Regions from separate parts of the Mus musculus genome. Here all the other regions are linked to region 4. A link is a loop called in an ENCODE intact Hi-C map of the cell type or tissue named here. Cell type or tissue: heart. All regions are shown on one strand. Region 1 overlaps Rock2 (Rho-associated coiled-coil containing protein kinase 2). Region 2 holds the start of 2410004P03Rik (RIKEN cDNA 2410004P03 gene). Region 3 overlaps Rock2 (Rho-associated coiled-coil containing protein kinase 2). Region 4 overlaps E2f6 (E2F transcription factor 6). Region 5 overlaps Rock2 (Rho-associated coiled-coil containing protein kinase 2). Region 6 overlaps Rock2 (Rho-associated coiled-coil containing protein kinase 2).

Evidence for each region. Hi-C counts contacts between places; a loop is a spot of excess contacts. Peaks named below come from ENCODE experiments on the same cell type or tissue, not always from the same donor. Only the 100,000 strongest peaks of a DNase experiment are listed, where the experiment ranks them.
Region 1: a loop joins it to region 4, with 3 times the contacts of the local background. A loop is called at or near these places in 11 of 42 quality-filtered maps.
Region 2: a loop joins it to region 4, with 3 times the contacts of the local background. A loop is called at or near these places in 13 of 42 quality-filtered maps.
Region 3: it touches region 4 in a loop (3-fold over the local background); 11 of 42 quality-filtered maps call a loop at or near these places.
Region 5: a loop joins it to region 4, with 3.0 times the contacts of the local background. A loop is called at or near these places in 9 of 42 quality-filtered maps.
Region 6: it touches region 4 in a loop (3-fold over the local background); 9 of 42 quality-filtered maps call a loop at or near these places.

The regions. Positions count from the first base shown.
Region 1 is chr12:16,956,638-16,961,637 of GRCm38, reverse strand. It overlaps Rock2 (Rho-associated coiled-coil containing protein kinase 2), which reads right to left. Exons shown (of 33, transcript NM_009072.2): 12 at 4,333-4,412; 13 at 4,129-4,177; 14 at 3,384-3,519; 15 at 3,207-3,298; 16 at 2,764-3,010; 17 at 2,130-2,236; 18 at 1-22. Among named protein-coding and RNA genes, the nearest start is that of Gm22303, 19 kb to the right of the region's middle. In heart, a CTCF peak has its summit at 2,599 (motif pointing right); no DNase peak of the experiment used is centred here.
Region 2 is chr12:17,009,568-17,014,567 of GRCm38, reverse strand. It overlaps 2410004P03Rik (RIKEN cDNA 2410004P03 gene), which reads left to right and starts at 2,841. Exons shown (of 5, transcript NM_001201332.1): 1 at 2,841-3,116; 2 at 3,217-3,440. The coding sequence starts at 3,223. In heart, CTCF peaks have their summits at 2,563, 2,766 (motif pointing right) and 4,931 (motif pointing left); a DNase peak (open chromatin) is centred at 2,917; H3K4me3 peaks cover 831 bases; H3K27ac peaks cover 771 bases.
Region 3 is chr12:16,944,717-16,949,716 of GRCm38, reverse strand. It overlaps Rock2 (Rho-associated coiled-coil containing protein kinase 2), which reads right to left. Exons shown (of 33, transcript NM_009072.2): 6 at 1,115-1,259. Among named protein-coding and RNA genes, the nearest start is that of Gm22303, 7.2 kb to the right of the region's middle. In heart, no CTCF peak of the experiment used is centred here; no DNase peak of the experiment used is centred here.
Region 4 is chr12:16,826,118-16,831,117 of GRCm38, reverse strand. It overlaps E2f6 (E2F transcription factor 6), which reads right to left. Exons shown (of 7, transcript NM_033270.2): 7 at 4,366-5,000. Among named protein-coding and RNA genes, the nearest start is that of E2f6, 18 kb to the right of the region's middle. In heart, CTCF peaks have their summits at 1,160 (motif pointing left) and 2,383; a DNase peak (open chromatin) is centred at 2,447; H3K27ac peaks cover 229 bases.
Region 5 is chr12:16,931,373-16,936,372 of GRCm38, reverse strand. The region is part of intron 3 of Rock2 (Rho-associated coiled-coil containing protein kinase 2); the gene reads right to left. Among named protein-coding and RNA genes, the nearest start is that of Gm22303, 6.1 kb to the left of the region's middle. In heart, CTCF peaks have their summits at 825 (motif pointing right) and 2,863 (motif pointing right); no DNase peak of the experiment used is centred here.
Region 6 is chr12:16,965,439-16,970,438 of GRCm38, reverse strand. It overlaps Rock2 (Rho-associated coiled-coil containing protein kinase 2), which reads right to left. Exons shown (of 33, transcript NM_009072.2): 20 at 4,787-4,971; 21 at 3,746-3,815; 22 at 2,125-2,228; 23 at 1,673-1,859. Among named protein-coding and RNA genes, the nearest start is that of Gm22303, 28 kb to the right of the region's middle. In heart, no CTCF peak of the experiment used is centred here; no DNase peak of the experiment used is centred here.

The DNA of each region.
Region 1 (5,000 bases), 130 kb before region 4:
CTATTTCCATGTTGCTTTTTTCCTATGAAACATTTCCAAAACTATTAACAGAATTTAAAAACCTTTTAAAATTACTTTTAAATAGTGTCACTATGAAGGTTCAGTATTTTCTTTCCTTCTTCATCTGAGCTTCTTTTGATAGTAACCAATGGACTCTACCACCCATTCACACTGTTGTTTTGAGATCTGAATTGAGCCTGTTTAATTTCAGTTAACTGACCAGAGTGCTATTCTTACCATTTCTCAGCCTCTCCTACTCTATTTCTCTAATCTGCACCTGACACTATCCACTGATGAGTTTGACACTGCATTCCTGCTCTCATCGTCCTGTCACCTCTCAGGTTTCCCTAGCTGCCTCTAGTTTTACCGTTTTTAAAAATTATTTTATTTTAAATGTGTGTGTGTGCTGTTCTGTACATGTATATGTATGTATACCATATTTATGCCTGGTAAAAGTCAGAGAAGATGACAGATTCCCTGGAACTGGAGTTAAAGGTGGTTGTAAGCCACCTTGTGACTGCTGGGAATCAAACCTGAGTCCCCCTGCAAGAAGAACAAATGCTCTTAACTACCAGGTCATCTCTCTAGCTGCAGGATGATGATATTCTTTAGATACAGGGTCTCTTCCTAAAACATTATTTCTCAAAATTTACAAATGTAGCTAATGGCCATCACTTGGGAGGCAAAGGCAGGCAGATATCTGAAAGTCTGAGGCCAGCCTTGCCTCCATAGTGAGACTCTGTCTTAAGCAAACAAAAAGTAATGCTTTTAATCTAGCTACATTAAACAACAACAACAACAACAAACCTTCCAGATGTCTGACTGCCCAAATAGTAGGTATTTTTCTGTGATGTTGAATTTGAACTCAGGGTCTTGGACATACTAAGCAAGCACTCTACCACTAAGCTACATGGCTAACCAAACACATTATAAGTTAACAGAAGTCAGTCCATTTTCTACATGTGTCCAAGCATTTGCAACACAGAGCACATGGCCCACAACCCTGGAGTATTCATTATCTGAACCTTAAAGGACTAGGTTGCTGACCAAGACTCCATAGTCTAAACTACTGACTGAACAAGCAAACCAGCCACTGCTGTTTTCTATCCTCAGTTTTGTTCAAGTGGCTATCCTCCAGCTAGACTGTGCCTCTTTCTCAGCCCACCTCTCTGATCAATCATGTCAGGGGCTCATTTCTACACCTGAAAGGCATACTGTGTCCAAACAGCTAGCATTTTGTTTACATACAGTGCAATAAAATTACCTAGGGCTTTATTATCACTTTTTTGTCAAGCCAGGAACTCACCAGGTAGCCCCCAGCTAGCCTTGAATGAGACGCACCTGCCTTCTCTTGAGAGCTGAGATCAAAAGTTTGTGTCACCATGGCCACCTATTAGACTGTGATATTATTAAAGGCCACACTGCACTCTGACATTTCTACTATAGAAAACACTAAATATTCACATCAATGAATAAACAAATGAAAATAAAATATTAATTAGAAATAATCCCTAGCTCTACAATATTTTAAAAAACTGTTATAAGAAATATTTTAATTTTATATTACATTAATTTTAAAGATATACCAGTCAAAATTTGAATTTTTCTACATTGTATAAAATTCTCAAAGAATAAATAATTATCTTAAAGTCTTAATTTCTCCTGGGTCTCTAAAAAAGCATCATCAGTATAACACTGAATCCCTTCCTTCATGTAGTCCAGCATACCAAGGACTGCCTCTATGGTATCAGTTATAGTCCTTGTTTGCATACTCAAGTCCAAATACAAAAGAGTCCATGTACATATGGAAATACTCTACCTCGTAAATACCTATTTAATTCTTCTCTGATTTTGGTCACTTCTCTCATCTAAAATCACACTGCTATCTTCTTCTTTTTTTAAATAAAAGATTTTATTTATTATTATACATAAATGCACTGTAGCTGTCCTCAGACACACCAGACGAGGGTGCCAGGTCTCATTATGAGTGGTTGTGAACCACCATGTGGCTGCTGGGAATTGAACTCAGAACCTTTGGAAGAGCAGTTAGTGCTCCTACCTGCTGAGCCATCTCACCAGCCCCCATACTGCTTTCTTCTTACACACAAAGTGCAGCATGCCATGCTTACCTTCTCTAAGTCAGTGAGCTTCTCCTGCAGCTGTCTCTTCTCCAGCTCTACTTTTGCTAGTAAGGCTTTGCCAGTCTTCAAATCTTCTTCCAACCCAGATATTCTACCTAAAAATTAAAGCACTGTTTAAAACAACTTTCTCAAAATGTATTCAATTAAAAATTATCTATCTTATATTTTAGAGTTGTCATTTGTGAGCAAGAGTTTTATAACCTGTCAGAACAGGACTTTAAAGTTAATTTAGCTAGAACTCAATTGATAACCTAAATCTAAATGACACTATTTGAAAATACATCTTTTGTTCACAAAAATACTTGTAATGTTCTAATTTTATTTTATAATTTTTACTTTAATTATGTGTCTATATGTTTGTGTGAGAGGGTGGACTGATGCATGTGAGTACAGTGTCAAAGGAGGCCAAAAGAGGGCGTTGGAATCCCTGAAGCTGGAGTTACAGGCAATTATGGGCCTCCTGGTGGAAGTGCTAGGAACTGAACTTCTTAGCAATATGTGCTCTTAAACAGCTCAACAGTCTGTCCAAACAAAAACCCCAGGTTACAGCAATGCATTAGTTATCTAAAGTTATTTCAAAATTATGCATTATCAATATCAAATCAATCACTGTTTTTTATACCTTGTAAATCATTAATTATCTCTGATCCATGGGTCCGGTCCCTTCTTTCAGATTCTAAAGCTGACTGAAGATTGATAAATTCCTTTTCAAGTTTTAACTTGGCAGTCTCAAGCAGGCAGTTTTTATCTTGTAGATCTCTATTGTTAGATTCCAGCTGCTGAATCTGTTTGGAACTTTCTGCCTGGGTTTTTCTTAACCGTGCTGCAGTATCAGACTCTGTTCTCAGCAAAGCATTAGCTTCATCCAGCTGATATCCAATTCAAAAGCAAACAGATAATCACAGATATAACAAAAATACATCAATTTATTGACTTGTTACAAGCTGCTTAAATAAGAAACTCAAAGCGTTTCCCTAGGCATCATCTCCTTAAGAGCTAAGGGCTTTGCAGCACACACACTGACAGACGTGGATAACTTAGCACTTTCCACACAGACCAACCTACTTGTTTCTGGAGCTGATTGACCTTCTCAGTGGATATCTGAGAGCTCTGGTTCCTTTTCTTCAGATCTTCAAGTTGATCTTTTAAGCTGTTAACTATAAAACAAAGCATTTTAGCTACAAGCATCGATATAACAGATATATTCAATATTTTTCTTCTTAAACAATTTATATCACAAACCATCATTTTCCAAGTTCCGCTTCTTGTCGGCTTCATGATCAGCTTTCCGCTGATACTCTGCATTTTTGTGCTGAAGAAGGGCCTTTTCTCTTTCCAGCTGTCTTAATGTTGATTCCACACTTTTCCGTAAGGTAATCTGAAATAACACCAAATATTATTATCAAAACAAAATATGCAGAGAAATCAACCAAAATATATCAGTAATCTCAAACACATAAAAGAAAAGACCTAAAAGGCCATCACTGTTTTGTTAAAATTGTAATGTTCTCCATATTTGCAAATTTATTATATTAACAGTTAAGCTTTCTGCAACTTTCTATCACTAACAAACCATCACTACTTAATCCCATGGACCTAAAATGTTACTAATATCAAACATTTTTATAAAAAGAATTACTTCTTTTTAAAGTATATCAGCCACTTTTATCATCATACAAAAGCAAGTTTTCTTTTAAATTAACTTTTAAGTTAGTATATAAAGTAAAGGTTTCATTATGGCATTTTCAGACATATATACATCATAATTTTTTTTTAAATCTTGAAATACCTACATACTAAATTAACTCAAACTGATAAAACAAGTCTAGGTAAGAGAAGTCACCTTACAGTAATTTCCATCTTGTTCATCTATGACACAGATAGGTTTTACCAATATGAACTGCATAATACTCTGAGAACCTTATATTTATGTGGGTATCTAAGATTTTACTAACAAAAATGTTAATAAAGCACAGAAATTTTTTACCTCTTCTTCTAGCTCCTTTGCTGTTTTCTCTAGGCGAGTATTAATAGATCTAAAGAATTTTAAAAAGCAACAGTAAATAAAATAATACTAATTTATAATAAAGCAGTCTACTAATTAAGGAAGTGCTTATATAATTAATCTATGCTTTTCATTTTCAGGACTGTATTTACACTTCAGTTAAAAATGCACTGCCTGACAGCATACTTGCACTTCTGTTCCAGCTCCTCCTTGGCTTGCACCTCACTGCTAAGGTGTTCTTCTAGTGCATATAATTTTTTCTGAATCTGTCAAAAAATAAGAAATTCTAAGTTTCAGTCACAATGATGAGAAGCTTCAAGAAAACAATGATATTCTTCTGCTGTCCCCACTTACTAGAGTCCTCTCTAAGAACATAGGATTTGTACTTGCTGACTGTGACTTTGACTCAGAGGGAACGCTCCCTCGCCTCCTGCTCTCCCATTCACAGCACACGTACAGAATAAACACATTTACAGGAATAAACTCTTTTGTGTTCCTTACACTACTATGAAGAAAGATTAAATGAATCTTGAGTAAATGATAGCTAATTACATTTCAAATCCTTTTCCTTAGTTTTTAATTAGGTACATTTTAAAGCAAGTTAAACTGATTTAAAAAAAACTATTAAATAATAATACATCATTTAAAATATTCCTCTTTTTAAAAAAATGTACTATTATCTTTTAAATGTATGAGTGTACCTGCATGAATTTACAAGTGTTGCCCATTAACAAGAACAAAATGCATAAGACAGTGTCTTCTAGATGTGGTGTCACATGCTGTTAAAGCACTCAGGAGGCAAAGGAAAGAGGATCTTTCTGGAAGGTCAAGGCCAGCCTGCTCTATATAATGAG
Region 2 (5,000 bases), 180 kb before region 4:
TAACTTACCAGTGCCCTCTCTGTGCAGAATCAGGTACAAAGTATCCACATGCCTGGTTGCATCTGCATCCGACCTCCAGCCCCAAACTGTGCCTCCTCCCTTGTCTTCTCTCTTGTATCTTTGAAATCCTTCTCATCTGTAAAGACCAAACCCTGCTGCCTCTTTAGTAAGGAAATTTTCCTGGGGAGAAGCGACATGTATCTATTTACCCCAGATAGAGAACCCACGACAGACCAAAGTATGAATACCAATAAACCAATGAGTTTTATTGGGGTTACTTACAGAGGCAGATATAAGTCAAAGACAATTGCATCACCCAAGACCACACCAGCGTGGGGGACAGCTCACAAAAGCTGGGAACCTGGTGTACACTGTACAATCTACAGGCAGCTCAACAGGTAGGAGAGTGTGCTTTCCAAGTGGCTTCATTGTTCCGAGGCTCTTCCTAGCAGCTCTGGTGGTCTCTGCTTCTTCCAGGCCACTTGGTGGGTCTCTAATTCTCCTTTGCAGCTTGGCTCATTTAAGAGGGACCCTCTGTACCAGCTATTGTTTACTGTCAGGAAAGTGAATCTGGTCAGTTTCAGGGACTTCCTGGAGTTCTTATGAGTTGTTTACTTTCTATCTTAAGGATCTTTGCTGCTGGAGAGGAAACTGACACACAACAAGAAGAGGTGTGGCCTATTGCCTGAGTCCCAGACACCAGAGCATCCTCCACTTAGGGTACCTCTGTCTACACTTGATTAACCATTTCTGTTCTCTGGCTGCACAGGGAAGGAACACCTTGCCTGACAGGAGTCAGGCACAGAGTGTAAGGGAAGGATTGAAAGGTCTATCAATAAACCCATCGCTGGTGACGAGGAAGAAAGGAGGGTGCCTGGAACAGCGTGATGGGAGGGTCTGAGTTTGGCTGAGCTGGATGAAGAAGCCACTGGTGCCACAGACGGGGTTGGGCTGCTTGGGACTAGAGAAGGAACAGAAGTGGAGTCCACAGCAGGACCCCCACTCTTAAGTCCTCGATGTGCCTTTTATAAGCTAAACTCAGGCTGCCTGGACAGTCACTCCGGTTGTATTCTTCCCTGTAGACTGGATTCCACTGTGGGCCTCAGTGTGACTCTGTGTAGGACCTATGTCCACAAAAGCTGCCTGGGGTTGTTGGGAGGCTCCTCAGTATCAATGACAGGATGCTGTGGGCTCTCTGGGCTTTCAGAAGGAACATACATTGTTGCCCTGGTTAGTTTACCTCAACTTAACACAAGCTACAGTTATCAGAGAGGAGGTAGCATCAGTTGAGAAAATGCCTCCATAAGATCCAGCTGTAAGGCATTTTCTCCCCCCCCTTCCTCCATAATCCATTAAAAAAAACTTTTTATTGATTCTTTGTGAATTTCACATCATGCACCCCAGTCCCACTTATCTCCCCACCCTTTGCCCTTGCAACCTCCCCCCCCCCCAATAAACACACAAACACACACACACACACACACACACACACACACACACACACACACACAAGAAAGGCATAGAAAGCATCTCATCATAGAAGCTGCAGTGTGGCACCGTGTGTCCCACAGTGTATCCCTCTGTCCACACATCTTCACTTGCAGATGTTCATCGCAACGAGTCATTGGTCTGATTGGAGATCTCTGGCTTCTGTGACACATCAGTATTGAATCCTCATTGGGACCCCCTCCTGGTCATCATACTGTTGCTCTGTGTCATGGAGATCCTGCAGCTTTGGAACAGCAGGACTGGCCCTTTCATGTGTCCCAACCATCTGCAAATGATAAAGATTTTGGAGTGGGCCAATTCAGAGCCCTGGGTCTGGGCCCAGGTGGTAACTGGGGTGGTTAGCACTCAGTCAGCTCTCCCTTCTTTGCACCTCCAGGGAGAGCTCTCCAGCGCTGCTCCAGCTAGACCACCCAGTGCTGACATGGGCAGGAGGCAGGTTCTGCTCTCCTTTCCTGATGCCCTCTGGGCAGGCCCATGTGCTCCCACTCCTCCAGAGCCAGCTCCACTGTGCTGCCCAGTCAAGGCTTGTGGCCCATTCTCCCTAGGGCTGCAGCCTTCAAGGGCCTGGGCTAGTTCTCCTGCCCTCTTACCCTTAGGGCTGGATCATCCCTGCCTTCACTATTAGGACCACTATGCTGCCCAGTTGAGGTGCAGGGCCAGCTTGCCTGAGTGCTACTGCCAGTGAAGGGGTGGGGCTAGTAAGGCATTTTCTTAATTAGTGATTGATGGGGAGGGCCCAGGCCATTATGTATGGTGTGATCCCTGGGCAGGTGATCCTGGGTTCTAAAACATAAAAGGCTGAGGGCTGGAGAGTGGCTCAGTCGTACAGATAGCTCAGCTCACTGGGTGCTCTTCCAGAGGTCCTGAGTTCAACTCCCAGCAACTACATAGTGGCTCACAACCATCTATAATATGGTCTGATGCCCTCTTCTGGCATGCAGGTGTACATGCAGATAGAGCACTCATACATAAAATAAATAAATAAAAATTTTTAAAAGATAGCAGGCCGAGTAAGCCATGGGGAGCAAGCCAGTAAGCAGTACCCCTCCATGGCTTTTGCATCAGCTGCTATCTACAGGTTTTAGCCCTGTTTGAGTCCCTGCCCTTACTTTCTTCAGCGATAGATTACGATATGAAAGTGGACGCCAAATAATCCATTTCCTTCCCTACTTGCTTTGGTCATGATATTCCATCACAGCAATTAAAAACCCTAAGATGTCTTCTCTTCCTGCCCCTGGTCTCTCGTCCCTTCGTCTGGGACCCTGAGTTCTCCACCAGGGGGCAGCACAGGGTCTTGCTCCAGTTCACCAGCTCTGCGGAACACGGAGCACTCACAGCTTTTGGAGACTCAGCAGACACTGTCCCGCTCTCCCGCCCAGGGGAAGAGCTGGGCAAAGCACCTACCATCTGCACCCCACCGAGTGGCTCCGAAGTCTTTGGAGGGCGCACAGTGGGTCCGCCCCTTCCGCATGCGCACTTGGGAGTCGCCTGTTCCCTGGGCGACAGTCAACACAAGCAGGGCTGCAAAACACAGCTGGGCGCAGATGCTGCCCCAGCCTGGAGAGTTTTTGTCCCCCATCAGTCACTCTCTCTGAGCTCGAAATCCGGTGAGGGACGAAGCGGGAGCACCTTGTGCAGGTTATCCTGGGTTCAGGCAGAAAGTCTCAACCAGTCTTTCTCTTTTCTCTCCCTCTCCTGATTCTCCAGTCCCCCATGGGCAGCCAACATCGTGGGCTACCAAGAACCACATCCGCTGGGTACAAACCGCCCCCTACCAGGCAGCTTGCCTCAATTTCTGCGGCCCTGGGGGATGGCCCTGCTGCAAGCAGGGCTCTCGCCGGTGGTTGCCAGGGGACCCCAGCCCTGGGTGTGCAACAGGACCAGCTGTGGAGGGAGCTTGTGGAAGCCGAAGCACGAGGCCAGAGGCGTTGGTGAGTGTCCTGCCCCCCCTTCTCCCCGAATCTCTCACATCTCCATCCACCTTGGGGGGTCTGAGAAAGTGCAGAGGAAAGAGTTCAGAATATATGGAAAGATCAGAGGGGGAGAACGTGGAAGTAGGGTGCAAGAGAGGCCAGCCTAGACCCAGACTGTGACTAAAGCAGCTAGGGCCTCATTCCCAACAGATAGCTGGGAATATAGGTATAGACAGGGCTCTGGTCCCATCTATGGCCACACAACAATCTCTCTGTCCCTCCTCTTCTGGGAGGAAGCTGGCAGCTGGAAGCCATGGCACTGCCTGGGGCGGGACTCTGGCCTGGGGGTGGAGGTGGGGGTAGGGAGCTTCCTTCCTGGTTTCATTCAGTGATGGATACCAGGAGAAGCCTGGTAGGTTTGCCCAGAGTTCCAAGGGGGCCTGGCTTCCTGGACCCCAAGAGAAGTAGGTAGACTAGGCAAGTATGATGACTCAGAGCTGTACGCCCAGTGTGAGTTTGAAGTTAGTAAGACAAAACCAAAGACTGTGGAGTGGCTGAAGCCCAGTGGGAAGGAAGATGGCTACTGAGCAACCACTTAAAACTGTGAAAAGTCTAAATGAAGGCTTTCCAAATACACACGCCGGTGGCTGCATTTTTAGTTTCTTTTCGCCCCTCCTTTAGTCTGGCGATCAGACTCAAGGTGGTAGCAGTCACTCCATCAAGGAGCTCATTCACATAAACATAAGCACATGTCAGAATTTCCTTCTTCAGGGCAGAGTAATATTCTATTCCATGAAAAAAAAATCATTTTCACATGTTGGCTGTTGTTAGGTGTCACAGCAAACAGAGGAGAGCAGATTTCCCTTTGAGACCTGGCTTCCCATTTTTCAGATAAAATTTTCAGAAGTGGAACCGGTTCTAGTTTTGTTGGGAGGGACTCTCCTGCTGTTTTTCACAATTTCTGCCCTACTTTGCATTTCCATTAACAGTGTACAAGGACTCCAAGTTCTCACCAACCCTGCTGATGCTCACTGGTTGTTTTTAGTGCCTCCGTCCACCTAATTAGATGGTCAGAAACACAACCCTAGGCTGGCAACTGGTGATAGTATTGGAGTGGAGTTGTCAAGCTGTCAATCAGACACTGTCACTAGCGAGATAGAAATGGGATTAGAGGGTGCTCCCTATTGCTTTAGAATTGCTTCCGGGGAGCTGGGGTGTCCCTGGAATATCTGGCAGAATCCACCCCCTGTGTTGGTTGTGGTGTGAGGACACAGGAGAGACGCAGGGCATTCACTCTCCTCCTAACATGGCCTTTGTGGGGGAGCACTATTACCCCAAAAGACTTCATTAAAATATGTAAACTTGGTACTAGAGCGATGCCTCGACGGTTAAGATCACTTGTTCTTACAGAAGACCCAAGTTCAGTTGCTTGAACCCACATCTAGCGGCTCATGACTGCCCACAACACCAGGTTTAAGGAATCTAGCACCCTCTTTTGGTCACCACAGGTACTGCACACACAGTATGCAGTGCACATACAGACACATGTGCATTCTTTAAAAATTTGCAGTATGTAAA
Region 3 (5,000 bases), 120 kb before region 4:
AAAATTCAGTTCCTAGCATAGACATTTGTGACACATGCAGACAAAATAAATAAACTACTGGGTCTGGAGCAAGGGCTAGGCAGTTAAGGGTATTTATTTGTGGCTGACTCTTCCAGAGCTGTCTCCCAGCACCCCGGCCATGGGGCTCACATCTGCCTATAATTCCAGCTCAGTTCCAGGAGAGCAGATTAAAAGATTAGTGAAGGGCTACAAAATCTGTGAATTTGTTCTTGCTCTAATACTGCCTTAATTTTAAAAGAACACTGGTGAGTAGTGACACATATCAATGCAATCCTAGCTAACAAGACGCTGAGGCAGGGGATTTCGAGTTTGAGGGCAGTATGGGTTATATGAAAATACTTATGAAAAATAAGAAAAGGATCTACTAGAGAAACACTTCCTACCAACATACAGTATACTATTTCTTTTGATGTTGTTCTACGTCATTTATTTATATACTAACGTGTGCATGTGTTCTACACACAACGGAGTCCTGGAGATCAGATCATCAGGCTCCACACATGCCTTTACCCCTTACACCAATGGTTCTCAACCTTCCCAATGTTCCTCGTGTTGTGGTGACCCCCAAACATAAAATTACTGTTGTCGCTGCTTCATAACTATAATTTTGCCACTGTTATGAATCATAATGTAAATATCTTGTGTTTTCCAATGGTCTTAGGCAACCCCTGTGAAAGGGTCATTTGCCTCCTACCCACCAAAAGGAGAAGACCCACAGGATGAGAATCAGTGTCTTAAGCCATGTCACCAGTTTACATCAGATTCTAGTTCAGGGATTCAGAAATCCCTCCCTTGACATGGCAATTTCTTTAAATTCCCCAATTTTTTTTTCTTTTAAAGATTTACTCATTTATTATATATAAGTACACTGTAGCTGTCTTCAGACACACAAGAAGAGGGCATCGGATCTCATTACAGATGGCTGTGAGCCACCAAGTGGTTGCTGGGTTTTGAACTTAGGACCTCTGGAAGAGCAGACTGTGCTCTTAAGTGCTGAGCTATCTCTCCAGTCCACATTCTCCAATTCTTGACTGAACTATAAAGTGCTATGAAAAGGGTTTTGAAAACAAAACAAGTTCAAATATTAACTTACCTACTAACATCTCAAAAAGGAAAACACCTACAGACCACCAATCACATTCTCGCCCATAGTAACCATCACCTCCTTGTGATTTCAGAACCTCGGGCGATATGTAGTCGGGAGTTCCAACTGCTGTGTCGCAATGCACCATGCCTGTCTGGGTAAACAACAGAGTGAAAAACAAAGCCAAACATTGAGGGTGAACACACAGTGACAACTGACTTATTATCAGACAGTGCCACCTATCACTTACAATAGAACACAACTGCTGACGTTACTTCAGGACTCAGGGATTATATACACCACTGAATGCATAGAAATATCTGCATCAGGGAGGCCAGGTATGAGTTTTCATCCATGGAAAATGGAAAAGGCAGTAGGCTCCCAAACCTACAGAAACTGACAACTTTTGTTGTTTATTTCATACGTTCTAAAGTAAGGGGCTACAAAATGAGATCTTAATGATGTAACATGGGGAAAGGGAAAGAATCATTAGGAGGAAAGCAGCTTGCTGTTTTGGAAAGAAACAAAAGTGTCTACAATGGCAATACACAATTCAGCTTAGATATGGTATTAAGAACTGGTTCACAGTTTATCATGAGCAGACTGAGAAAATGTATTAAATATTTAAACTAATCGCTTCTCAGCCTTTTAGCTAAGATCAAGTGTAAATATTTAAACTAAAAGACCAAAAAGGTTTGGTGCATCTTAGGTTTACATATTTCTAGTACGTAGCTGTATTATCAACATATTTGGCAAAATGATTCAACACCTTTACCTGCGTTCTGTTTTCTTGGGTAGTAAGATACTTTCTGTGAGTACCTTCTTAGAGAGTGTGTATGTATATGTATAACATGTACATGTTCATGTGTGTGTGTGTGTAAGCCATAGGTCAATGATGGCTGCCTTCCTCTATCACTCTCCTCCTTATTATCCGAGACAGTCTCTCAATGAACCGTGAGCTCAGTAACTGGCTGAGCTAGTGACCAGTTACTAGGAGATCAGTAACTGGCTGAGCTAGTGACCATTTACTAGGAGATCAGTAACTGGCTGAGCTAGTGACCAGTTACTAGGAGATCTGAACTCAGATCCTCATGCTTGACAGCTGAGCCATCTCCCTAGTTCTAGTCTCTTTTGGCAAAGATAAGAATCGTCCCTCCTGAGAGAGGAAGGGAGGAGAGTAAGAGAGCGAGCATGCAATGCAGTACACGTGCACAAAGCATCACAGTGCTCTCTGCTAAGTGAAATCGCTCTAGCAAGGTAAAGCTACCAAGTTCTGTCTAACTTGTAAACATTGTCTATATTAATCCAAATGCCCTTCACTTCCTCTCTCTGCTAATGGTGCATCACCACATTTCTCACAAGAAAGCTATAGAAATACTAACATGCTAGGTAGACATTAGGGCTAGGGACATAGTTCAATGCTAAGCGAGTCTGCCTAGTGTACAAAGCCCAAGGTTCATTCCCCATTACTACACACTACTTCCACAACCAACAACAAAAAGCCTCCCTGGAGGAAAACAAACTTCAATGTGTTTTGTGGCCATGATTTGTACAAATGTTTAAATGCTATAAAGAAAGCATGTTAAACTGAGAAACTAATTTCAAAAATAGTATTTTATGTATCCTTAATTTGGTATATTTCTCCAAATATACCAGCAAATTGAGAAGAGAAGTCATCATAATTTGAATATGAGATGGTAACAGAAAAATAGTTCTGCGGATTATTACACAACAAGAAGAATAAGATAGTGACATTAAAAGACAGGACCCACACTTTATTCTTTTTTTACAGTGTTGAAACTGAACCCAGGGTTTTCAGAAGTCTAGACAAATACTGCACTACAAGGAAGGGAGTGCTCAGCTCCTACAATTACCATCCATCAACGACTACCCTGTACTTTACAGTTCTGTTAAAAGCCAGAAGAGACAAAAAAAGGTAGAAAAAAATCCTCATAAAACCAGAGGAAGCTCCACATATAAAAAAGTGAAAGGTGGACTTTTTTTTTTCATGAGTAATATAACCACGATGAAAGGCAAGAAAAAAAATAATCCAAGGAGCTTTGGAAAAACTAGCTATTTTATCAGGACATCTTCAAATCAAAAAGCAATCTATTTATCACAGTAGTGAGGACAACAATTATGAAACAATTTTAAACATACACTAGGGTTAAACAAGCTTTTTTTAAAAAAAGCTATAATTAGCTAATACAAACCAGAGGGTGTTGCTTGGGGTTTTTTTTAGCCTTTGAAAGAAATTACAAGAAGAGAAGAGAAAGACTAGACTGGACCCTATGGTGTTAGACTTCAACCAGATATATCAGTGATAAGTAGTAGCACTTGACATATCATCTACAGAAACAGAGACTCAAATGTAAGCATCAGGGCATGTGGCTGAATACTGGGTGTTATAGTCCATGCCTCCTAGCTCTATCCATTGACTGAGCCTGAAAATCATGATACATTAGGAGCAATGAGCATATCTAGCAATCATACAGATACTACTAAGTACCATTTCTAATCAAAGAAATCAGAGCTTCTTGGAGTAGGGGTAAAGGGGAAAAAGGCAAGTTTATAATAATATTCTGTAGTATTAAAATGAAAGTCAATAAACTAAGGGATATGGAGCCAATGTATGGAAACTTCATAAAGTTAAGTAACACATTATGAAAGAATTATATGACAAATCAAAGCAACTTTAGAGCTATGAGGTACTGTCACATGACGGCACCAAGAGTCGTATTTTAAGAGGCTTCATATGCGTTTGTGCTGGAAAACACAATGACTAGGCATTCATTTCCAAAGTTTACTCAGAATTACTTTCACTGGGGACTGGAGAGATGGGTAAAAGTAGTTGGTGTGCACCAGTGAGAACCTGAATTTCAGTTCCTAGCAACCAATTTAAAAAGCCAGGCTGAAGGGCGAAAACGCAGTGTTTGGGACAGGCAAAGCCCAGAGATTTACTGGCCAGTCAGTCTTGCTAAACAAGTGAGCTCCAGGTATAGTGAGAGACTTTGCTTTAAAAATAAAAGACAGATGGCTAGGGAGATGGCTCAGTAACTAGAAGTACAAGCATAATGATAGCATATGATTTGAACCTGAGTTCAAATCCTAAACACTCAAATAAAAAGCCAGATATGGTTGTATATGCTTGTAATCTCAGCACAGGGGGATGTGGCAAGGAAGAGGCAGGTCCTGGGGGAATCACTGGTCAGCCAATCTAAATGACTAGTTGTGGCTCAGTGAGAGACTCTGTCTCAAGTTAATAAGGTAGCAAGTGATAGAAGACATCTGACCTCCTCCACTGGGTTCCTCCTGGAGGTGCACAGGTATACACACACACACACACACACACACACGCATGCATGCACGTACATATTCAAGCACATACAATCTAAATAAAATGAAATGGTGGAGATAGAAGATATTTAACATCCACTGCCAGCTTTTGCTCATGCATTCATAGGCAAGTATACCTGCACACACATGCATATGCCACACATACAACCAAAAAAATCACTTAAAATGTAATAAGTTCAATGTTTTCTAAATAAATTTGATGATTTGTCATTGACAAAATATAGACCAAGAGAGTTTACTGAAAACTTAAAAATGGATCAATCAGAAGTCTTGTGTTTTGTCTTATAAACAATTCAAAATGCCTCTTACAAATGTTGAAAACAAAAATTTAAATGGAACTCACACTTTCATCTGCCCCTAACTGCACAAACCTGCCTAGCTGGATTCCCTTAGTTATTATTCCCTTGGGTACTGATTATTTTTATTCTAAGTACAAAGGTTTCTTTATCTCTATTATTGATTGATTGATTCATTGATGAGGGGCACACAAGCATAACTTGCAAGCGTTGGTTTTGTCCTCTCTCCATGTGAGTCCCAA
Region 4 (5,000 bases):
CAAGTTCATGCCAGCTCCTTTCCAGATTCTCCCAGCAGCTTCAGTAAGTAGTAGCTATGGTATCCCTCGGAAAATGCTGGCACTGACTTTGTCCTCTTAGCGACATGCACACTAGACAAATCACAACCCATCAGACTTGAGCACCACCTATATGAAGGAGACCAAGTCCAGCAGAGGTCCAAGGTCTTATGTGGCTTCTATTCCTGGAGTTTAAGAGCCAGCTGTGTGGAGACTCTTCTCTGACACTTGGGTTATGGTATCCTTGCTGTAGCCACTTCTGGATTTATGACTGATTTTGTTACCTCAATGTCCCTTTTGGCTAGCACAGCCTTCTAGCTTCTGAGTAATTCATTTCTTCTACCAACTTGCCTCTGTGGTTTTCCCTGGAAGTGTTGGGAGCCGCCCTCACATTTGCCATTATAAGATGGCGCTGACAGCTGTGTTCTAAGTGGTAAACATAATCTGCACACGTGCAGGGGCAGTTTTCCCGCCATGTGTTCTGCCTTTCTCGTGATGACAACTGGGCCGATGGGCTGCAGCCAATCAGGGAGTAATACATCCTAGGCGGAGGATAATTCTCCTTAAAAGGGACGGGGTTTTGCCATTCTTTTTCTCTCTCTTGTTCTTGTTTTCTCTCTCTTGCTTTCTTGTTCTTTTTCTTGCTTTCTTGTTCTTGTTCTTTTTCTTTCTCTCTCTTGCCCTTTTGCACTCTTGCTTTTGCTCTTGCTCTCTTGCGCTCTGGCTCCTAAAGATGTAAGCAATAGAGCTCTTGCTCTGGCTCTTGCCTCTTGCTCCTGAAGATGTAAGCAATAAAGTTTTGCCGCAGAAGATTCCGGTTTGTTGCGTCTTTCCTGGCCGGTCGAGAACGCGTGTAAGATGGAAGGATACTGTACTTGGTACCAAGGATGGGTTTATCTATAACCCTGTTGCCCATATGTCTTACTAAGACATCTAAGTTAGATGCTGCTTCCTGTTCAAGGACCCATGTGACAATAGAAGTCTCTGCATAGTAGGTTCTGGAAGACAGAACCTTGCTCATAGGCAGGAGTCTTAGTCACTTTGTCATTGCTGTCATAGTGAGGTTAAATCCCCAGTGATCAAAGAACTTCTTTCATCAAAGCTACACCTCCCAGGTTCCACAGCCTTCCCAAACAGTGCCCCCCGCTGGAGGAGGGAAACAGTCGAATCACAGAAACAGAACACTGTCTGCTGTGTGTCTATGTCTTCACATATGCATGTGCACTGTGGAAGGCAGAGGTTAGCTTTGGATTTCATGTCTCAAGTGTTGTCCACCTTAGTTTTGAAATTGGGCCTTTAACTGGCTTGGAACCTGCTGGGCCATCTCAGCTTGCTAGCCAGCAAGTCCTAGGGTTCCTCCTGTCTCTGCCTCCTCACCCATAAGATCATAAATGCTCACCACTGTATCTAACCTTTTTTATGTGGGTACTGGAAACCAAATTGAAGTCTTCATGCTTGCAAGAAGATAAGCTATCTCATCAGCTTAGTGTCTGATACTCACTTATATTCTCCTCCTCCTCCATGTGTGTGTGTGTGCGCGCGCGCATGCGTGCGCGCTCATATATATGCACTGAGAATCAAAATAGGTCCTATGCTTACAGGGCATTTCTCTCATTAACCAAAATGAGAGAATTTGAAAACACCTGTTGAGAATCCATGTTTAGCTGAGGGTAGTGGTGTGTGCCTTAGGCAGAGGCAGGCGCATGTCTGAGTTCGAGACCAGCCTGGTCTAGTCAGATCTAGGACAGCCAGGGCTACACAGTGAAACTGACTCAAAAAGCCAAAAAGAAAATCCATGCCGTGCTATTCTCTAGCAGTATCTATTTAGAATCTGAATAATTAACTCCTGGATAGAATGCAACCACCACACAGTGTTGGATTCCACTCATACTATGAGTGGACAACTGGATTCTGCCTCATTTTACTGAGAGGTCACTATTTCAACCCTGTTGACTAGAAGCAACTGACAGCACTTTCAAGTTTGCCAAGGGATGTATTTAAACTCTGGCTTAATGAGAATGTTCTGACGAGATTATTCCTTATGTCTGGGCTGCAGAAGGCTGCTGTCCCCACATATATTAGGTAAGATGGATAGGTGATATTGCAGCTAAAAACTTGACACATTTCATGCCTCACGGGGATTGGCAGAGGATCTGTTCCATGCAGTCAGCCTCTCGGGCCTCAAGGCCAACAGTGGCTTTTGTGTCTTGTGGGTGCTCTGAGAAACAATTCATGTCTGTCCACATCAATTTGGACTCAAACCAACTTAGGATTCCAGTATGAGAGCCACCAGAGTATTTTATCGATTGAATCAGTCACTTCTATTAGTAAGATGTGTCTGTGGCAGTGAGCCTGGGACTGAGCCGAGACTGCCACCCCGTGGAGCCATCCCGAGTGGGAAAGGAATGTTGACTATCAGCATTTCCTTCTGTCTCTCATGGCCGCGTTCACCCTTGTACTTCCTGATCTGTGGCCCTGGACTGAGGCTCTGCAAACCACACCCCTATCCTTCCCTTGCTGGCTGCATGTTGGGTTACTAGCTGGGAGCAGTAGAATGGAAGGCATGAGGTAGAGCTCTCTTCCCAGTTCCAGCTTCTATCAGTCTTCTACAGCTGGGAATAGAAGCCGTGTTAAGACCTTGGACCTCTGCTGGACTTGGACTCCTTCATTTAGTTGGTACTCAAGTCGCTGGTGGGTCAGGATTTGTCTGGTGTCAGGTTCCTAAGAGGATCACAGTCAGTGCTAGCATTTCCAAAGGATGCCCGAGCCACTACTTACACAGCTGCCTTTCTTTCATTATTCTTTTGTGTTCTCCAGACCTGCCTTCTCCTAGAACCCTCCTCTTTGCTGATACTCTGATCACATGAAATCCTCTCCTCGCCTGGTTCTAACCATCACACATGAACCAAGATCTGCCCGAGCATTCTACAAAGCTCAGCTCTTCCTGGAGGAAGACCTTAACATACAAATGCCAGAACTTTCTGTAGCTGCTTATATTACGAATGCAAATTATGTTTCCCCCAAAATTGTTTGCATGAGAAGATCTGCATGTAGCTTCTGGGAACCTGTCCCCAGTTGGTTCTGATCGGTAAATAAAGATAACAACAGCCAACAGCTGGGAGGACAGACAGAGGCGGGATTTGGGATTCCTGGGCTTGGGACCAGGAGGAGAAAGAGGAAGGAGATCCACCATGCTGGGAGAGTGTGGAGGAGAAAGATGAGTGTATGACAGAGAGGCATGGCTGCCATGTGAAGGAGCCGGGAGAGTGCGGCTCAGAGGGCACCCAACTGGGTCCAGAGCAGCCAATAGAGAATACAGAATTAGTAAGCAGTAACTGGGGATTATTGGCATGGAGGCTAGGCAGCAGCCCAGCTATTATACTACGTAAGGCATATTAAAATATAAAGGCTGTGTGAGTGTGTGTGTGTGTGTCTTTCATTTGGGAAGATAAGCCATCGAGGCAGGAAGCAACCCCACAGTCGGATTTATAAATTAATACCTAATTCTACAGCTTTCCCTTCTGTCCAAGGTGTCTGAAGTAAATGTTACCCATTTGCTACTTCTCTGGCTTTGTTCCCTGTCTTATCAAGACATTTCACCAGTCCAACTTAGAAACGCAGCATCTGCTAAGCCATCAGTTCTCAACCTGTGGGTCACAACACCTTTGGGGGAGGGGCCCAAAACCCCTTTACTGGGGTCACCTAAAACCACCAGAAAACACAGGTAGTTACATAATAATTCATAACAGTAGCAACACTAGCTATGAATTAGAGACAAAATTAATCTTATGGTTGGGGGTCACCACAGCCTGAAGAACTATGTTGAAGGCTTGCAGCATTAGGAAGGCTGAGAATCACTGCTCTAAGCCTTTCTTTGGCTAATTTCAAACAACTTTTTATACATAAGAAGGAACCTCTGGAGGCCAAATGTCGAAGTTTCCAGGAATCTTTTTTAAAAATTTTTATTAGATATTTTCTTCATTTACATTTCAAATGCTATCCCGAAAATTCCCTATACCCTCCCTCCACCCTGCTTCCCTACCCACCCACTCCCACTTCTTGGCCCTGGCGTTCCCCTGTACTGGGGCATATAAAGTTTGCAAGACCAAGGGGTCTCTCTTCCCATTGATGGCCGAGTAGGCCATCCTCTGCTACATATGCAGCTAGAGACACGAGCCCTGGGGGTACTGGTTAGTTCATATTGTTGTTCCACCTATAGGGTTGCAGACCCCTTCAGCTCCTTGGGTGCTTTCTCTAGCTCCTCCATTGGGGGCCCTGTGTTCCATCCACAGCAGCGGACATCGCAAGGCTCACACTGTGTGATGAAGAAACACAGGCACGCAGCACTATTTTTTTAATACTTTAATTTTGAATCTCTACTTTGTATACATGATTGTTATTTCAAGCTGCTTCAAATCTTTTGTAAAGCAGGAGAGGTTTACCAAACTAACGATGCTTCCCAGACTCCTGTATACCAACAATCCAGGTTCCATCAGCCCCACATTGCACTCGTTCACTCACGAGTTTGCTAGACATTCACTGGGCACTTGTCTTGGACTAGGCGTGGTACAAGGCGCTGGGAGCCACTATGAACAATTGTCTCTCACGGAGCTCACAGTCTAGTGGTAAATGACTGAGGCAATTGAGGCACAGAGAGGTAAGTGACTTACCCACTGAGGTAGAGAGCGCTAGGTGATTGGGAAGGCGGGCTGAGAGCTGAGGCGGGGTACAATGCACAGGAGGTAAGGCCCTCTGACTGAAGAGCAAGGCTGCACACAGAAACACATTATAAAATCTGCTCACAAAAAGCGGAATAATGCTTTTAACTTCACCAGGACCAAATCACATTGTAGTGAACTGATCTGTTGCCAGATGAAAGTCTGTACTTTCCCACAATGCTTTGAGGCATGCCACCAATCTTCTGGGACATGATGACTCTGTAGGCAGCTTAAAAATCAAGAAGTTTGTGGTTCCAATTGTAG
Region 5 (5,000 bases), 110 kb before region 4:
ATGTTTTGAAATCTGAAGTATTTTGAAATGGTGTAACATTACAATGAAAATGGTAAGTCCAAGAGGTAACTATGTGGTAACAAGAGCTGTAGCTTGTATTCCTCTTCTGAGTTGTTACTAGGCAATAACAGCAATCAATCCCTACTAGATCTCCATAGTGACATGAAGTTAATATAACAGTAAAAATGTATTTATGCACCAGAAAAAAATATGAGAACACAGAGCAGAAGTCAAGGATTAAAGGATGACAATTGTAAAGGTAGAAAACTATACCACAGCAAGCATACTAGCTTTCTAATTGACTTGTGTTCAATAACCAGATTAACTCAAAGTAAATAATCATCAAAAAGCTATGAACAAATTTTTAGAAGTTGTTAACACACTCCCTATGTATATTTACACCATCCTTCAAGCCTTAATTTACTCTAAAAACAAATTGAATTTTGTATGCTCTCTAACTTCATTAGAAAAAATATCCACAGAGCATTAAGAGTCAATTAATTTCTGTTATTATTTTCATTATTTATACTTAGACCATGACATACAAAACTCTGATAATTTTGCTGTATAGTGGAGCTAAGACCTGAGGCTAAAAGTTATCTATTAACTATTGGAAATAAGACAGTCAAATAAAAAGTATACACTGTAGCCCTAAGTCCTAAGAGGACTTCTGAATGAGAAAATGTTTACTGTCTTCACTGGTGGTGCAGTTACTCTCCAGTCTATAGTTCCCTGTGCTCTAGACAATCTCACAGATGTGCTGTTTGCAGCCTGCTTCCTAAGCTGCTTTCAAGGGAAACATGCTTTCACTGTGGAACTGCCCAGTGGGGGGCACAATGATGAACCAGTCAATTCAACAGACTGCTACTCTTTCTATGCAGTATCTATAAGACTTTGAACACATTAAGAATATTTTGGCTAAAAGGCTGAATTTCATTTAAACGCTGGGCTAGGACAATTACTGGCTCACAGCACAAGGTAGGAATCACTACTTCTCATCTCTGATATAACTCACAGACATTAGACTTATTCATGCCAAATGTCTACACCATACCTTTAAAATTCATTAGCAGTGATGTGACAAAGTAGTATTAATAAAGTGCTGCTACTTTAGGAAAGCTGATTTCCACTCATCTTCCTCTGAGGATGTCTCTGAGTTATTCTATCATAAGCTCCCTCAGCATCTCTGTAGACTCCCCTTTATTCTCCAGCTCCTTCTCCTCTATTCAATATAGATGGACAAATACATGAACAAACAGTCAGACACAGTAGCTATTAATTATCACACTGAACAGCAATGTTTAAAAACATGGATTCAGATGTAAACAAACCTGGGCAAAAGCAGAGATATTTATGAACTAGGTGACAAATTTACTTAATTCCTCTAAATTACAACGCAAAGACAAAATAAGAACTAATGACTATAAATTTAGCATACAGAATACAGTCAATAAAAATTACCTAACTCCACCACGAACAGAATAAGGTTCATTCTAATATGAAGTTATGCATGTGTCCCTGTTACTAGTCTTCGTACTTAGAGGACCAAAAACAAAACACTTCTCTTATCAGTTCTATTGGTTATAAAAAAAAAAAAAAGATTGTCAAATTCCTTGTTTTTAAATTTAAAAATACACTGACTACAAACCATCATCCAATTGAGTAATACGTGTGCAGGAGGAAAAAAACACCCTCCCCTTAAAAAGGGGGGAAGATACAAAACATTAATCATGGTTATACCCTAGCTGATGGAATTTAAGCAACTTCTCTTTTCTCCACACCACATACTTTCTACAGTAAAATGTACTTCTTTGTAAGACATACAGACAGACAGACTGACAGACTGACTTAAACAGATGTCATATTTCTAAATGAAGCTTACAAACATGCTTAGGATATTCTTGGAACTCTGTTGATAACTTTATAATCATTCTTTCTAAGACATGTCATTTGAGGCTTTCAAATTTATTTTTTACTAATAAAATTATATTTTTATAAGAAAATTCAATTTGTATATTAGACTAACCTGGAGTAATGTCTGATGTTAATGAAGCCTCCACCAAAGATGCAAGTAATACAATGTCCTCATGCTTTCTGTTATGGCAGCCAAGACTGAATAGCAGATACAAGGACTATGAAAACATCAGAAGGAGGGAGTAATTTTTACAGCTCAGAAAGAACCTTATAAAGAGTAAGATCCAGCTTTACATTAAAAAAAAAAAACAACAACTGAGTTCACGTGTACAGTATTAGAGAACCACATATGCATATGCATACATGCAGTGCAGGAATGAACTGACAGTGGCTATATGGGAAAGACTGCTCTTTTCTCTCTGCTTCTCCAGATACTCGTTTAAGCTATGTTCTTTATTGAAGAAGACAGTATCCTGGGGTATGGATGAATCTTTTGGATGAAGATTATCAATTACTGGTAAGAGGGTCAAATACTTTGAAAGATACAGTTCTTGTTTAAAAAAAATATATAGTGTAAAGAAATCAAAATATCAACACATAAACTACAAGGTAAGATGTAATATTACAAATAAAATAACAATAATTAAGATATGGAGAAGAAATTTCACTCAGACAGAATGTTAAAACAAGAGAAACTTTTAATTTCTGAAATTTTCCTTTAAAACGAGCACTGAGAGGCATAGTTTTTTTTAAAAAAAAAACTAGGAGTAAAAGGCACATAGGGAAAAAAAGCACAAAGTGAGAATGGACAGCTAAGAATCGTGTGTGTGTGTGTGTGTGTGTGTGTGTGTGTGTGTGTGTGTAGGAGTGGGCATGACTGCAGTGCCTGCAGAGGCCAGAAGAGAGCATCAGATCCACTAGAGCTGGAGATGAAGTTATGAACCAGCAAGAGTGGTGGCAAGCACTCTGGCATCCTCAACTTTACCTGCTAGGCCATCTCTCCAGCCCCATGAATGCTGACATTTCAAGAGGTGCCAGAATGCCAGGATAAAGGTATCATACTAATTTTAAAAACTAAGCAGAAAGGGATTCACAGTTACATGACATCTAGAATTGTCTTTCATTAACTCAACATAGGTAGAGGCAGAAATAATGAAAACCAACTCATATGATATCAAAGCCCCTAAAGTTGACTCAATGTTCCTACACCAGGATTGGGAATAGATGTGGTACCTAAGAATATAAAGATATAAAAATATGAGGAAATGTCTCCAAATAGTGACATCAGTCCAGGTGAGCATACACAGAGTATTTAATACACACGGTCTTGATATTCTCTCCATTAGTATTTCACAACTTGAGATCAACACTACTTTGATGAAACACCAAGCAGAAGAGGAATAGAAAGCAGAGGTTCATATATGAGATAGCTTGGATGAAAGTAAAGCAATGAATACTGAGAAAAGGAGACACTAAGTGTAAAAACACAAACTATAGCGTTGTCTAAAAACGTAAACACAAGGGATGAAGGAAACATTAATTATGACTCTGAGTGTCTGTGTGGCTTGAGCAGCTTGGGAAGAAGAGAGGCAAGTGCTCTTTTAACCACTGAGCCATTCCTGTAATCACTATCGTTTTTAATTAGTATTACTCTTGGGGGGGGGGGCGCCAGGGCACACATACTTTGGAGATAAGAGGGCAACTTTATGGAGTCACCTCTCTGCTTCCACCTTTATGCAAGTTCAAAGATTTAAATTTAGATTGCCAGCCTTACCCACTGTGCCATCTTGCAAGTCAGGAAAGCTTTTTGTTTTTTTGTTTTGTTTTTGTTTTTGTTTTTTGAGACAGGGTTTCTCTGTGTGGCCCTGGCTGTCCTGGAACTCACTCTGTAGCCCAGGCTGGCCTCGAACTCAGAAACCCGCCTGCCTCTGCCTCCCAAGTGCTGGGATTAAAGGCGTGAGCCACCATGCCCGGCTTCAGGGAAGATTTTTAACTGACACTTTTGCAACAGTCTCAAATGTTTCTAATGATCAAAATATGTAAGATACCAATAAGCTGGCTCCCAAACCTTCCAAAAACTGATATGAAAAGAAATTTCTGTTGTTTTTCATGAAATCTGATATTGCCAATGTGGTCCTATGTAAGTACTTATGCATATCTAAAAATCAGTAAGACCTGATTATTTAAAAGCAAAGGTCACTTAGACACCTGACAAGAAAGTTAACAATGGTCCCACTACTCAGTCAGCACCACACTAAGGGACACAAATATTCAACCCAATCGAGTATCAACACAAATGTTCTAAGGTTACATTGCTACTAATACTACTCCAACCTGAGAGAACTAAAACCTGGATGACAGAAACCAATATCCTGTAGCTAGAAACAGTGGTTGTCAACACTTATTCTTCTTCCTCAGTATTAGATACTCCACACAAAAATGTCTATTAACATTTTACTACTGAGGTCATAGGCCCTAGAGGGGAAGCTACTCCTTTTTCCTATTATTTATTCTTTTTTAACTATAATTTTAAAATTTTTATGGATATGGGTGTTTTGCTTGCATATATGTCTGTGCACCACATGAGTGCAGTGCCGTGAGTCCAGAAGAGGGTGTCAGATGCCTGGCCACTAGAGTTACAGACAGTGTGAGGAATTAAACCTGTGTCCACTGGTTAAGAGCAACCAATGCTCTTAACCACTGAGCTCCCTCTCTTGTATTGCTGATGTGTGTGTGTGTGTGTGTGTGTGTGTGTACCATGTGTGTGCAGTGCTTGTGTTGAGGGTAGAAGAGGGCATTGGATCCCTGGAACTGAAGGTACAGACCCCATTATTATGCTAGAAGTTGAGCCAGTGTCCTCTGGAACAGCAGCAAGTGAACTGCTGAGCCATCTCTCCAGCTCCATACTGTTGTTGACTCCAGAACCTTCTTATATGCTATGGCATTTCAGTGACATATCAAAGTTACTCTTAGAATGAAAACTTATTTGTGGAAATTTGTTAACATTATCCTCTGTGGTAACCTAACCTACTTTCAACTTAACGAGATAAAGTATTTCACACAGAAAGAAGAAATTGTGCTATCAA
Region 6 (5,000 bases), 140 kb before region 4:
CAAATACTGCAAATTTCCATTATAAACAAATGAAATAATATATGTAATTTTTAAAATTATGACTCATTTAATACATTAAGGAATTAAACTTGCTAGACACTTTTGGACATACCTTTAATCCTAGCACTCAGGAGACAGATGCAAGAGGATGTCTGTAAGTTTAAGACTAAAGAACATAGTAAGGCTCACGCAGACAGGGATAGTGAGAACTAAGATGCTATGTGGGAACAGTGATGAATGTTTCTAATTCCAGCACTTGAAAGGAGGCAGGAAAAAAATTGTGAATTCTGAGCTATCTCAAGATTAAAATAAGGAACAACAAAATGCAATACCCTGTTGATATATAAAAAGATGTAATTCATTTAGATTCAACTTCCATTTACTTCCATTTATATGTTCAACTTCCCACCAAATATGGCATTATAAATACATGAAATAATATGTGGCAATATTTATGTACCACCTTTCAGTTTGTTTGCTGAGATAGGGTTTCACATATTACAGGTTTACCTCTACTTACTTGTAGAGCCAAGGTACCCTTGAACTCCTGACCCTCTTGCCTTACACTCCCAAATGTTGGTATTATAGGCATGTACTACCACCTCTTTTTAATTTTTAAAAATGTATTGTATATACAAGTGTTTTGCCTTAATGTCTTTAAAGCATGTGTGCAGCCTTTGGAGGTCACAAAGGAGCACCAGATACTCTGGAACTAGAGTGGAGTTATAAGACAGTTATGAGCCTTGTGGGTGCGGGGAATCACACCTACTCTGGAAGAGTAGCCAATGCCTTAAGCACTGAGCCATGTCTCCACCCTCCACGACTGCTTATCGATGGAAACATGTGAGGGTTTGCTTTTTACAAGAATTATGGGCTATAAGCACTGTGCAGTTATCTTAGTGTGGACTTCCGTAGGGTTATACCATATACTTAAATTTATCAGAAATTGAATTTAACTCTCTATTTTTTTGTTGTTAGTTTTTTAAAAAGCCATTTTCCACACATGTGAAACTGTCAGGCTTTTGTTTTCAGCTGTGGAAATGGTGTGCAGCAGTACTGCACAGCTATAGCATTCACCTGACCTTTTGCTGGAGAAGAGTTAAGCGAAGCATCCACTCATGTATTTGAGCTGTCTCTTTTAGACAGTTTCCTTCTGAGTGGTTTCATCTACTTCAATGAGGTCCAGGGGCTCTGTATGTATTCTAGATGCTAATCTGCTGAATATATATATTTCAAGTATCTTTTCTTTGTTATTTAGGCTGTCTCTGTCTAGGTAAGTATTAGGTCTGTCGGATAGCTTCAAGTTTGTATTTTTCACATTTGGTTCTTAAACTAGGTACACTTTACCTAAGTAGTAAGGATCCTTTCACCAAAAATCCCATTATTCCAAAAGCATTTATTGACTATGCTTTATATTACTATCTGCACCAAACAAAGGTCTTGCATATGCCTCTGTCAACTATCCACCCCCTTTACTGTGGCATTCAGTAGGTCAGCACAAGACTGACTGCTTTCTGTTGGTATTTCCTCAGAAATGTTTCTTTAGTTAGACTGTTAGAATCTGCTAAAAATAGTCACTTTTCAATTTATAACTGAGAGTTCCCAGATGGTTCTGAGATTTTATGACATAGTAATTTAATTATAAACCCAAGACACCAAGAATGTTACTTACAGATGCAATTGTAGTATCCTTTTCAGTAAGTTCTTGTTTGTGTCTAGCCATCATCTCTTTGATCTCCAGCTCTTTCATGATCTTCTCTTTTTCCAAATCAGAGTATTGTTCTTCAGCAATGGAACGAGCCAGCTGCTCAGAATCTGCTTTGGTAAGGGTAATTTCCAGCTGGGCAGCCAAAGAGTCTCTGTATTTCAGAGATATGTCATAAAAAACTTAGGCATACAGTAACAGGATTGAATTCAGGGGGTATTGTATTCTAATCATATAGTCTACCTAAGCTAAGTCCTAAATCCCTTGGAGACAGGATTTTAATAATCAATTTTCATTATGAAGTCAAAACTCTGTCTACTTGACTTTCATCAGATTTTTTGTTTTTAACTTGGTGGGAAACAGAGCAGGAACTATATAAGAGAACTTACTACAGACAAGCGACAGGGCCCCATCCTTACCTTTCATCCTGTAAATCCTGCTTCTTCTGTTGCAACTCTTTACAAAGTTTTGTCTTCTCTTCATTTTCTTCTTTAAGTTCTCTAACTTGTGTTTTATAGAGGGTCTAAGCAGCAAAACAGAATTGCATGCCCATTATTACCAAGAACATGACTTTTATTCAAAAAGCTCAATATATACATATAATTTTTTCTGTTGACTAGTTTTGGGCTCCTGAGAAATCAAAAGTTTTGTAGGCTTTCCCATTTTCTAGTCACCAATTAATAAACATTTGTATGGTAGATTGCATGTTCTATGTCTAGTCCCCAGCATACTCAACTTCTAAAAGAATCAGCTAATAATTCAACTGGGTATTACAACGTAATTCCAGTTAAATGTACAGGTTGGTAGGATAAAGAGGTGACGAAAAACACTGATCTTTCTTTCTTTAAGTTGACAGATCAATGGAACTACTACATAAAAACACTTCATATTGCCGGGAGGTGGTAGCACATCCCTTTTAATCCCAGCATTTGGGAGGCAAAGTCAGGTAAATCTCTGAGTTTGAGGCCAACCTGGCCTACAGAGCAAGTTCTAGGACAGCCGGGACTACATAGAGAAACTGTTTCTCCAAAAAAAGAAAAGAAAAGAAAAAAAAAAGGTAGGAAGGAAGGAAGAAAAAGTATTTCATATTTTTACAGTGCTCTCAAGAATCCCACAAAGGTCAATATGGCAATTTTATTCCTTTTATTACAAAAGCATGTATTTGGGCTCAATGGTTAAGAGCAATGACTTCTTCCAGAGGACTAGGGATCAATTACTAGCACCCACACAGCAGCTCACAACTGTCTGTAACTCTAGTATCCAACACCCTCACATAGACATATATGCAGGCAAAACATCGATACAAATAAAATCATAATAAATTACTTAAAAAACAAAACAAAAAAATATTTTCTCAAAAAGGATTCACACAGTTCACAAAATGGTAATTGCATATGCTTAGAATTATGTCCTAGCAACAATAGCTGATTTCTTGTTTTGAAACAGTATCTCCCTTTCTGTTGTACAGACTATACTCAATGTTGTAGGCTCAAGTCACCTTCCCACCTTAACCTGCATGGTAGTTGCAACTATAAGCACACACCATCAAACCAGTAGGATAAAGGATTCCTGTTAAACAATCTACAGTTTTTTTGCCCAGTACTTTTTCTTTCATATTTTGTGGTACTACATACTGAAATCAGAGCCTTCTCCCTACAACAAGTATTTTACCAGTGAGCTACATTCCAATCCCTGTCTGCTTTTTATGAGTCATGTAAGGCCCCATCCAAATCTGTCTGGTGTGGTGGTAAACTACTATAATCCCAGCACTCAAGATGTGGAAGCAGAAAGTTTGCGAATTGGAGGCCAGCCTAGGACAGACAGCAAGGCTGTTTTAAAACCCAAAACCAAAGCAAGCAAGCAAGGACAAACAAACAAAAGCTACGCATCTTCCTCTCTTCTGACTTGCAGGGTACCAGATATACACATGGTGTACTTACATGCCTAAACCTAAAATATGAATACACATCAAGTGAAATAAATAACTATTTTAGTTAAAAAGCAACCATTCTCCTAGTTCTTCTACAGGAAGTCCCTTACTGAGAAATACTGCTCTGCTTCAAGTTGGTCTTGCAGTTCCTTCATCTGCCCATCTGCATCCTGCCGCTCTCTGTGAATACAGAAAGTCTTTGTTAGTAACTTACATACATATTAACCTAGCCACATGGGAAAGTAAGAATCCCTGAAATCAAGTCATTGTCACACTAGTGCTAACTTTATCATTGCCTTTAAAAGCTCTCATCCTTGACAAGTCTGATGGCAGAGCCTGTAATCACAGCGACTGGGAGGCTGAGGCAGGAGGGACCATGAGTTCAAACCCAGCCTGGAGAATTTCATGAGACCATGCATCAAAAACAAAAGGGGATTGTGGGGGTGGGTATGGGGGACTTTTGGGATAGCATTGGAAATGTAAACGAGGAAAATACCTAATAAAAAGAAAGAAAGAAAGAAAGAAAGAAAGAAAGAAAGAAAGAAAGAAAGAAAGAAAGAAAGAAAGAAAGAAAGAAAGAAAGAAAGAAAGAAAGAAGGAAGCCCGGGGCTCCCAGGTTGGGCTGCCCCTTGTCAAAAAAAAAAAAAAAAAAAAAAGAATTTCAACAACTGCAAGCCAGGTGTGGTAATGCATACCTATAACCCTTGTTCTCTAGAGACTGAAGAAAAAAGATTCCTGCGAGGTTGTGGCCAGCCACAGCTACATAGTGAGACTTTATACACAGTAACAACAAAATAACAAAAAATACACATAAAGAAAACTAATTCCTTCAGCACTGACACAGGCTTTTTCTGAGGCTACATGTCACATCATGTCATTAATCCAACAGCTACAATGTGTGCTTGTATTTTCAGATTTATTTTATTTTATCTTGCTAGATAAGCTGGCTCTGGAATTCAAATCTCTTGTTTCACCCTCCCAAGTATTGGCACTATAAAAAATATCAACAGATCTGGCTTTCATTTTAAATAAATACCAATAAAATACACACACACACACACACACACACACACACACACACACACACACACTCACACTCTCTCTCTCTCTCCCAGAAATTTCCATCAAACAGTCTAAATCAATTAACTTACTTTCGAAGTTCAGTATTTTGCTTTTCCAAGTTCATTTTCATTTCCATAAGATGATTATTTTCTTGTTTTATTTGCTTTTCTGACATTTTTAGGGTGTTAACTTGTTGGGTCTGCATCTTCAGGTCATTTTGCATAAGACAACGCTTCTGAGTTTCCTGCTCTATTTTTAATGTCAAATTTCTAACCTAAAAAAAGTAAATTGTATACTTGACAT